Regions from separate parts of the Homo sapiens genome. Here region 1 is linked to region 2. A link is an interaction called in ENCODE POLR2A ChIA-PET data of the cell type or tissue named here. Cell type or tissue: B cell. All regions are shown on one strand.

Region 1 (4,000 bases), 200 kb after region 2:
TGTGATCCACCCGCCTCGGCCTCCCAAAGTGCTGGGATTACAGGGGTGAGCCACCGCGCCAGCTAAATTTTATTTTCAAAGAGATAGAGGCTGGGCGCGGTGGCTCATGCCTGTAATCCCAGCACTTTGGGAGGCCGAGGCAGGCGGATCACCTGAGGTCAGGAGTTGGAGACCAGCCTGACCAACATGGGGAAACCCCGTCTCTACTAAAAAAAGAAAGAAAAAAAATTAGCCAGGCGTGGTGGTGCATGCCTGTAATCCCAGCTACTCGGGAGGCTGAGGCAAAAGAATCGCTTGAACCCAGGGGGCGGAGGTTGCGGTGAGCCCAGATCACTCCAGCCTGGGCAACAAGAGCGAGACTCTGTCTCAAAAAAAAAAAAAAAAAGAGAGGGAGATAGATAGTCTCCCTCTATTGCCCAAGCTGGAGTGCAATGGCACGATCATAGCTCACTGTAACCTCGGATTCCTAGGCTCAAGCAATCCTCCTGCCTCAGTCTCTTGAGTAGTTAGGACTACAGGCATGAACCACTACACCTGCCTGCCTGCCTGCCTGCCTATCTGTCTATCTATCCATCCACCCACCCACCCACCCATCCATCCTCTCTCTTATCTATTTATTAGAGACAGGGTCCTGCTACATTGCCTGGGCTGGTCTCAAACTCCTGTCCTCCCAAAGTGCTGGGATTACAAGTGTGAGCCACTGCCCTTGGCTCCAATTTACTCTTTAACACAATTCTCACAGGATTTGTTTTTTGGTGTTTTGTTTTGTTTTTTTTTGAGATACAGTCTCACCCTGTCGCCCAGGCTGGAGTGCAGTGGTGAGATCTTCGCTCATGGCAACCTCTGCCTCCCGGGTTCAAGCAATTCTCCTACCTCAGCCTCCGGAGTAGCTGGGACTACAGGTGCGTGACACCATGGCTGGCTACTTTTTTTGTATTTTTAGTAGAGATGGGGTTTCACCATGCTGGCCAGGCTGGTCTCGAACTCCTGACCTCGTGATCCATCTGCCTCAGCCTCTCAAAGTGCTGGGATTACAGGCGTGAGCCACCCTGCCTGGCTTGTTTCGTGGTTTCTAAACCCACAGCAAACCTGAGGGCAGCAAATGAGAAAGGGCAAAAAGCTCTTTTGAGAGGGTTCTCAGCAGTGACGAGAGAACCACTGGGCTAAGTGTACTCATGTATCAAGGTACTCCCTCCCCCAAATACAAAATCTTTTGAGTCAGTCTTCACTTAGGACCCTAAATCTGAATTGTTTAGCTGCTCCCACTAGTTATTGCTATGTACCACAGGGAAATACTCACAGCACTTGAGGTTTACAGAATCAGGTCTTAGAAATAACACTTCCCTTTAGGAAAGAGCTTCTTAATCTTTTTTGAGATCACAGATCACTTTGAGAATCTGATTTTAAAATATATTTATTTACTCAACATTTTCATATAATCTCAAGGAGTTTGACTTTCTGAAGCCAATCCATAGACCTCTAGGTGACCATGGACCTCAAATTAAGAACTTCTTTATTAGGTGCTAACAGTGGATATATTTAAGTTCATAAAGTTTAGTAGTTTACTCAGAATGATTCCTAATAATTTTTTTAATGATGATAAGCTGTGCAGCACTATAAATGCTAAATAAACATGACCTCTAAAGTAATACTAATAAATACAGTTTAGAAGAAGTGAATATTATAGCAAGTCTCTTTAAAGAAAAAAGAAGTGGCTGGGCACGGTAGCGCACTCCTGCAATCCCAGCACTTTGGGAGGCCAAGGCAGGAGGATCACTTGAGCCTGGGAGTATGAGATCAGCCTGGGCAACAAAGTGAGATGCTGTCTCTACAAAAAAAAAAAAAAAAGAGAGAGAGAGAGAATTGCTTGAACCCAGTGGCAGGGGTGGGGGGTGGGGTGGGGGGCCGGGGTTGGGGGCGCCAGAGGTTGCAGTGAGCCGAGATCATGCCACTTCACTCCAGCCTGGGTGAAAGAGTGAGACTTGGTCTCAAAAAAAAAAAATTAGCCAGGTGTGGTGGCATGTGCCTGTGGTCTCAGCTACACAGAAGTTGAAGCAAGAAGGCTGCTTGAGCCCAGGAGATCGAGACTGCAAGTGAGATGTCTTCAAGCCATTTCACTCCAGCCTGAGTGACAGAGCAAGGGCCTGTCTCAAAACAAAACAAAACAAAACAAGAAACAAAGAAAAAAGAAGTGGGAAAATAGAGACAAAAATAAAAGACAAATATTCCAAAAATTCTTTAAAAGTTTGTCTTAGTAGGAAAACTCAGTATAGCAAATATATTTTTCAGGAAGTTGAAGATTTCAGCAGTCAAAGATAATTCCTCAGACTGCCAAGTCTCAAAAGTGACCTTGCAACTACTAAGGCAAAATATCATTTTTATAGCGGTTAAGGGCAGTGGCCTAGGAAATAGATCTGGATTCTAAGGACAGTTTTGTCACTTACTACCCATGCGGCCTTGAGCAACTACTTACCTTCTCTAAGCCTCAGTTTCATTATCTGTAAACAGAAAAATTAGTTCATAAGGTTGCTATGATTAAATGAGATAGATGTACATTAAACTCAGCACTGTGAAAATGGTCAATAAACAGCAGCTATTAGTTATTAATTTCAATTAACTTTTTGTGCAGAGATTTACAGTTCACAAAGTGTTATCAAATATATGATTTCTTAGGATCTTATGGGGTAAAAACCACTGTATCCCCATTTGACAGTGGAAGAAACTGATGTCAAATTATTTACCCAAAGACATTAATTAGTAGGAAAAAAAATTTGGACTTGATTGACCAGAAAACATGATTTACAACTCCTTTCCCCCCAAAAAGCTTATAATCCCTGTCTTTTAAAAATTATTTTATTATTATTATTTAAAGAGGCAGGGTCTTGCTCTGCCACCCAGGCTGGCATGCAATGGCACACTCATGGCTCACTGCAGCCTTGAACTCCCGGGCTAAAGTAATCCTCCTACCTCAGCCTCCTGAGTAGCTGGGACTACAGGTGTGTAACACCACACTCTGCTAATTTTAAAAATGTTTCATAGAGACAGAGTCTCAGTATGTTACCCAGGATGGTCTTGAACTCCTGGCCTCAAGTGATCCTCCTGTCTCCCAAAGTGCTGGGATTACAGATATAAGCCACTGTGCCTGGCCTTTTTAATTCTTTTTTATTTTTTTGAGACAGGGTCTTGCTCTGTCACCCAGGCTGGAGTGTGGTGGCATGATCACAGCTTACTGTAGCCTCAAGCTATCTTTCCACCTCAGCCTCCTTAGTAGCTGAGACTATAGGCATGCGCCACCGCACCTGGCTAATTTTTTCTATTTTTCTTAAGATGGAGTCTCACTATGTTGCCCAGGTTGGTCTCCAATTCCTGGGCTCAAGCAATCCTCCCACCTCAGCCTCCCAAAGTGCTGGGACTATAGGTGTGAGCAACCACACCAGGCCCTTTTAAATTCTTTTTATTGTGCTTATTAGGTTGGTGTAAAAGTAACTGCAGTTTTTGCTATTACTTTTACTGGCCATGAATATACATAGCATAAAATTTACCATTTTAACCATTTTAAGTGTACAGTTCTAGGGTATTAAATATTTTCACACTGTTGTGCAACTACCACCATCCATCCCCAGAATTTTTTCATCTTCCTCAAATGAAACTTTGTTCTCTTCAAATACAAATTTCCTACCCCTTCTCCTTCAACCCCTAGCAACTACCATTCTACTTTACTTCTCTCTGAATTTGACTTCTATAGATAGGTACCTCATATAAATGAAATCATATAGTATTTATACTTTTGTGACTGGCTTATTTCACTTAGAATAGTATCTTCAAGGTCATTCATACTGTAGCATTATGTCAGACTCCTTCCTTAAGGCTAAATAATATTCTACTATATGTACATACCACATTTTGTTAATCCATTCATCCATCCATGGACACTTGGGTTGCTTCCACTGCCATTTTTAAAGTACTGTTAACACTATTATTTTCATACTGGTTATCAGTG
Region 2 (4,000 bases):
ATTAAAAATAAATAAATAAATAAATAAATAAATAACAAAAATTAGCCAGGCGGTGGGTGCCTGTAATCCCAGCTACTAAGGAGGCTTAGGCAGGAGAATTACTTGAACCTGAGAGGCGAAGGTTGCAGTGAGCCAAGATCAGGCCACTACACTCTAGCCTGGGTGACAGAGTGAGGCTCCATCTCAAAAAAAAAAAAAGAAAAGAAAATAACTTTTGGGTTTTTTGTTTGTTTTTTTGTTTTTGAGGCAGCCTCTCTCTGTTACCCAGGCTAGAGTGTAGTGGCCTGATCTTGGCTCACAACAACCTCCGCCTCCCAGGTTCAAGTGATTCTCGTGGCTCAGCCTCTGAAGTAGCTGGGATTACAGGTGTGTGCCACCAAGCCCAGCTAATTTTTGTATTTTTAGTAAAGATGGGGTTTCTCCATCCTGGCCAAGCTGGTTGCGAACTCCTGACCTCAGATGAACCATCTGCCTCGCCCTCCCAAAGTGCTGGGATTACAGGCGTGAGCCACCACACCCAGCCAAGAAAATAGTTTTAAGTACCATTTTTAAAAGTATAATTTAGGTTGGGCCGGGCGCGGTGGCTCACGCCTGTAATCCCAGCTACCCCGGAGGCTGAGGCAGGAGAAAGGCGTGAACCCGGGAGGCGGAGCTTGCAGTGAGCCGAGATCGCGCCACTGCACTCCAGCCTAGTTTACAGAGCGGGACTCCGTCTCAAAAAAAAAAAAAAAAAAAAAGGATAAAGTATAATTTAGGTTACCTACCATATTGAAAAGAAGACTTAAAGTGGCAGTTTTTTAACTCCTAGAATGTCGACATTTGAACTATTTTGAGATTAACATTTCTATAGTGTTTAATTTGCTTGCCTCAAACAGCTGTGTGGCAGCCAGGTGCAATGGCTCATGCCTGCAGTCCTACCACTTTGAGAGGCTGAGGTGGAAGGATTGCTTGAGACCAGGAGTTTGAGACCAGCCTGGGCAACATAGTGAGACCCTATCTATCTACAAAAAAATAATAAAAATATTAGATGAGCATGGTGACACATGCCTGTAGTCCCAGCTACTTGGGAGGCTGAGGTGGGAGGATTGCTTGAGCCTGGAAGGTTAAGGCTGCAGTAAGCCATGATCATACCACTACATTCCAGCCTAGGTGACAGAGCTAGACTTTGCCTTGCAGAGCCAGGATTAGATCCCAGACCTCATCTCCAGTATTTTCAATATACCCACCTGAATTTGGACTAACTCAATGGGGTTAAAAAACAAGATTTCTAGGGCATAGAGGCTCATGCCTATAGATCCCCCCCTACTCAGGAGGTTGAGGTGGGATGATTGCTTGAGCCCAGGAGTTTGGTGTCCAGCCTGGGCAACATAAGGAGACTCCGTCTCTAAAAAAAGATTCTTTGTTTTCTCCTCACAATTGGGTTCTTCAAATTACAGTGGGATGAAAGATTCGAGTTATGCTTAGAATTTGAAATCTATCCTACCTGACTATAAAAGAAATTTGAACATAAAATTAGTCATGGGAGGTCGGGCACGGTGCCTCACACCTATAATTCTAGCACTTTGGGAGGCCAAGGCAGGCGGATCACTTGTGGTCGGGAGTTTGAGACCAGCCTGGCCAACATAGAGAAACCCTATCTCTACAAAAATACACAAATTAGCTGGGTGTGGTTGCGCATGCCCGTAGTCCCAGCTACTTGGGAGGCTGAGGCAGGAGAGTTGCTTGAACCCAAGAGGCGGAGGTTGCAGTGAGCTGAGATCATGCCACTGCACTCCAGCCTGGGCAACAAAGTGAGACTCTGTCTCAAAAAAAAAAAAAATTAATCACGATTGTCAGCTAGCTTCACAGCCCCTATGCCATCACCTACATCACATTTCGCCAGCTGCAGAATCAGGGTCTTCCTGTATGTGTCCTGGGCAATTAATGACTTTACCTTTTGCTACCCTATTTTCAGGTACTTGTTCTTAACGGATACAGGGAGAGAAGGCTGCTGAGGGTGTTAGCTCTGTGCAGGCTGTGCAGTGAAATTTAAAGGGTGCCATTTGTAGATAACGTGCATGGCTCCCCCCATGCAGTTGTGCACCCCGGCAGCTCTGAAGAGAGATACCCTGAAACCCCCACCTTTTTGTTAAAATCCTTTACATTTTGGAGTCCAAAATGGACATTGTTTAGTATCATCTCAGACAGTGATTAGGAAAAGGCAAATAATGTATGGCATAAAGAGCACTAATTTGGGTCTGGTCTTAGCCCCACCACTAACCATGAGATCTTAAAAGTCACATCGTCTCTGACCATCTATAAGAAATAGAAATGCAGATGGTTTTTGACAAAAATTGATGTGAAACCAATTAGCTGTGACATAGTATCAGTGTGTGTGTACATATATGGGGGTGGGGATGGGGAGAGTTTGTCCTCAACTGGGCAACCCAAACCCAACCTGTGAGGCTCAAAGGTGCTGCTCTTCCAGGCCCTTCCCAACTTTGCAGTGCAATTAATAACTGGAACTTCTTAGCCTTATAAGATGTTGATCAGAGAATAAAGACTGTGATTTGAAAGCAGATGCCCCTTCATCATGGAGGTCTTTGAGCTATGGCTGAGGAATTAGAGTCTTGGAGAATGGGATCTGTTTGCTATTAAGTATCTCATTATATCCTAACAGACCTTATAAATTAAGGCCTATACACATTCCCAGTCTTTTCATATGGAACAACTCATAAAATAACTTTCTCAGGGTCACTTAAGTCATAGATGAAGTAGAAACTGGAACCCACATCTCCAAACTATTACTTCAGTATCCTATCAACACACAAACACTGTTTGCCCACTGAATAATATATTTGTTGTAGGCACCATCAATGATCAGGGAATTGTGCGCCTGCTGGGAAATTATTAGCCCAGAACAGGAGACCTGGTTATTGATTAAACAGAGCTGCTGCTGGTTAGTGTTAGGCCACACGAGGCTAGATCTACAAAAGTGAGGCAACATCCAGTGGCTAGAGAATGTGCACTGAGGCTCTGCTAAACGCCACAGTAGGCAAGCATGGCTTAGTACACAGAAGACTTCAGAAGACAAACAGCACATATTTGTTTCTGGAGATTTAAAAAATAATAACATTCCAGTGTTACTGGGAGACTGATTTACTATTCAGAGACAAATAAGTTGGAGAGAAATTTTTTGTTCAACCATACTAAATACTAAGGCAAGGTATTGCATTATTACAAGGTAAGACTAGAGGGACTAGAGACTTACTTTTGATGCATGAGTGTCTTATTGTTTCAATGAAGTATCATTTTACCTTCAAAACTTTAGCTCCGGCCGGGTGCGATGGCTCACTCCTATAATCCCAGCACTTTGGGAGGCCGAGGTGGGCGGATCATGAGGTCAGGAGATCGAGACCACAGTGAAACCCCGTCTCTACTGAAAATACAAAAAATTAGCCGGGCGTGGTGGCGGGCGCCTGTAGTCCCAGCTACTCGGGAGGCTGAGGCAGGAAAATGGCGTGAACTTGGGAGGCGGAGCTTGCAGTGAGCCGAGATGGTGCCACTGCACTCCAGCCTGGGCGACAGAGCGAGATTCCGTCTCAAACAAACAAACAACAATAAAAAAAAACCTTTAGCTCCTCTGAGCAAGTGCGACTAGAGCATAATCATTGGCTATCTTAAAAATATACTCTGATGCCAGGTGTGGTAGCTCACACCTATAATCTCAGACTTTTGGGAGGCCGAGGTGAAAAGATCCCTTGAACCCAGGAGTTCGAGACCAGCCTGAGTAACATAGTAACAAACCCTATCTATACAAAAAATACAAAAATTAGCTAGGCATGGTGGTGCACACCTGTAGTCCCAGCTACTTAGGAGTCTGAGGTAGGAGGATCACCTGAGCTCGGGAGGTCGAGGCTGTGGTAAGCCATGATCACACCACTGGGCAATCCAGCCTGGGTGACACAGCAAGACCCTTTCTCTAAACAAAACAAAACACTCTGGGCTGGGAATGGTGGTG

The links. Peaks named below come from ENCODE experiments on the same cell type or tissue, not always from the same donor. Only the 100,000 strongest peaks of a DNase experiment are listed, where the experiment ranks them.
Region 1: POLR2A ChIA-PET joins it to region 2 with 5 read pairs; 8 of 35 experiments call an interaction of 5 or more read pairs at or near these places.

What each region holds. Positions count from the first base shown.
Region 1 is chr17:29,755,896-29,759,895 of GRCh38, forward strand. The region is part of intron 3 of SSH2 (slingshot protein phosphatase 2); the gene reads right to left. Among named protein-coding and RNA genes, the nearest start is that of SSH2-AS1, 120 kb to the left of the region's middle. In B cell, no CTCF peak of the experiment used is centred here; a DNase peak (open chromatin) is centred at 2,076; H3K4me3 peaks cover 1,739 bases; H3K27ac peaks cover 3,522 bases.
Region 2 is chr17:29,553,098-29,557,097 of GRCh38, forward strand. No RefSeq gene overlaps it. Among named protein-coding and RNA genes, the nearest start is that of ABHD15, 12 kb to the right of the region's middle. In B cell, no CTCF peak of the experiment used is centred here; no DNase peak of the experiment used is centred here.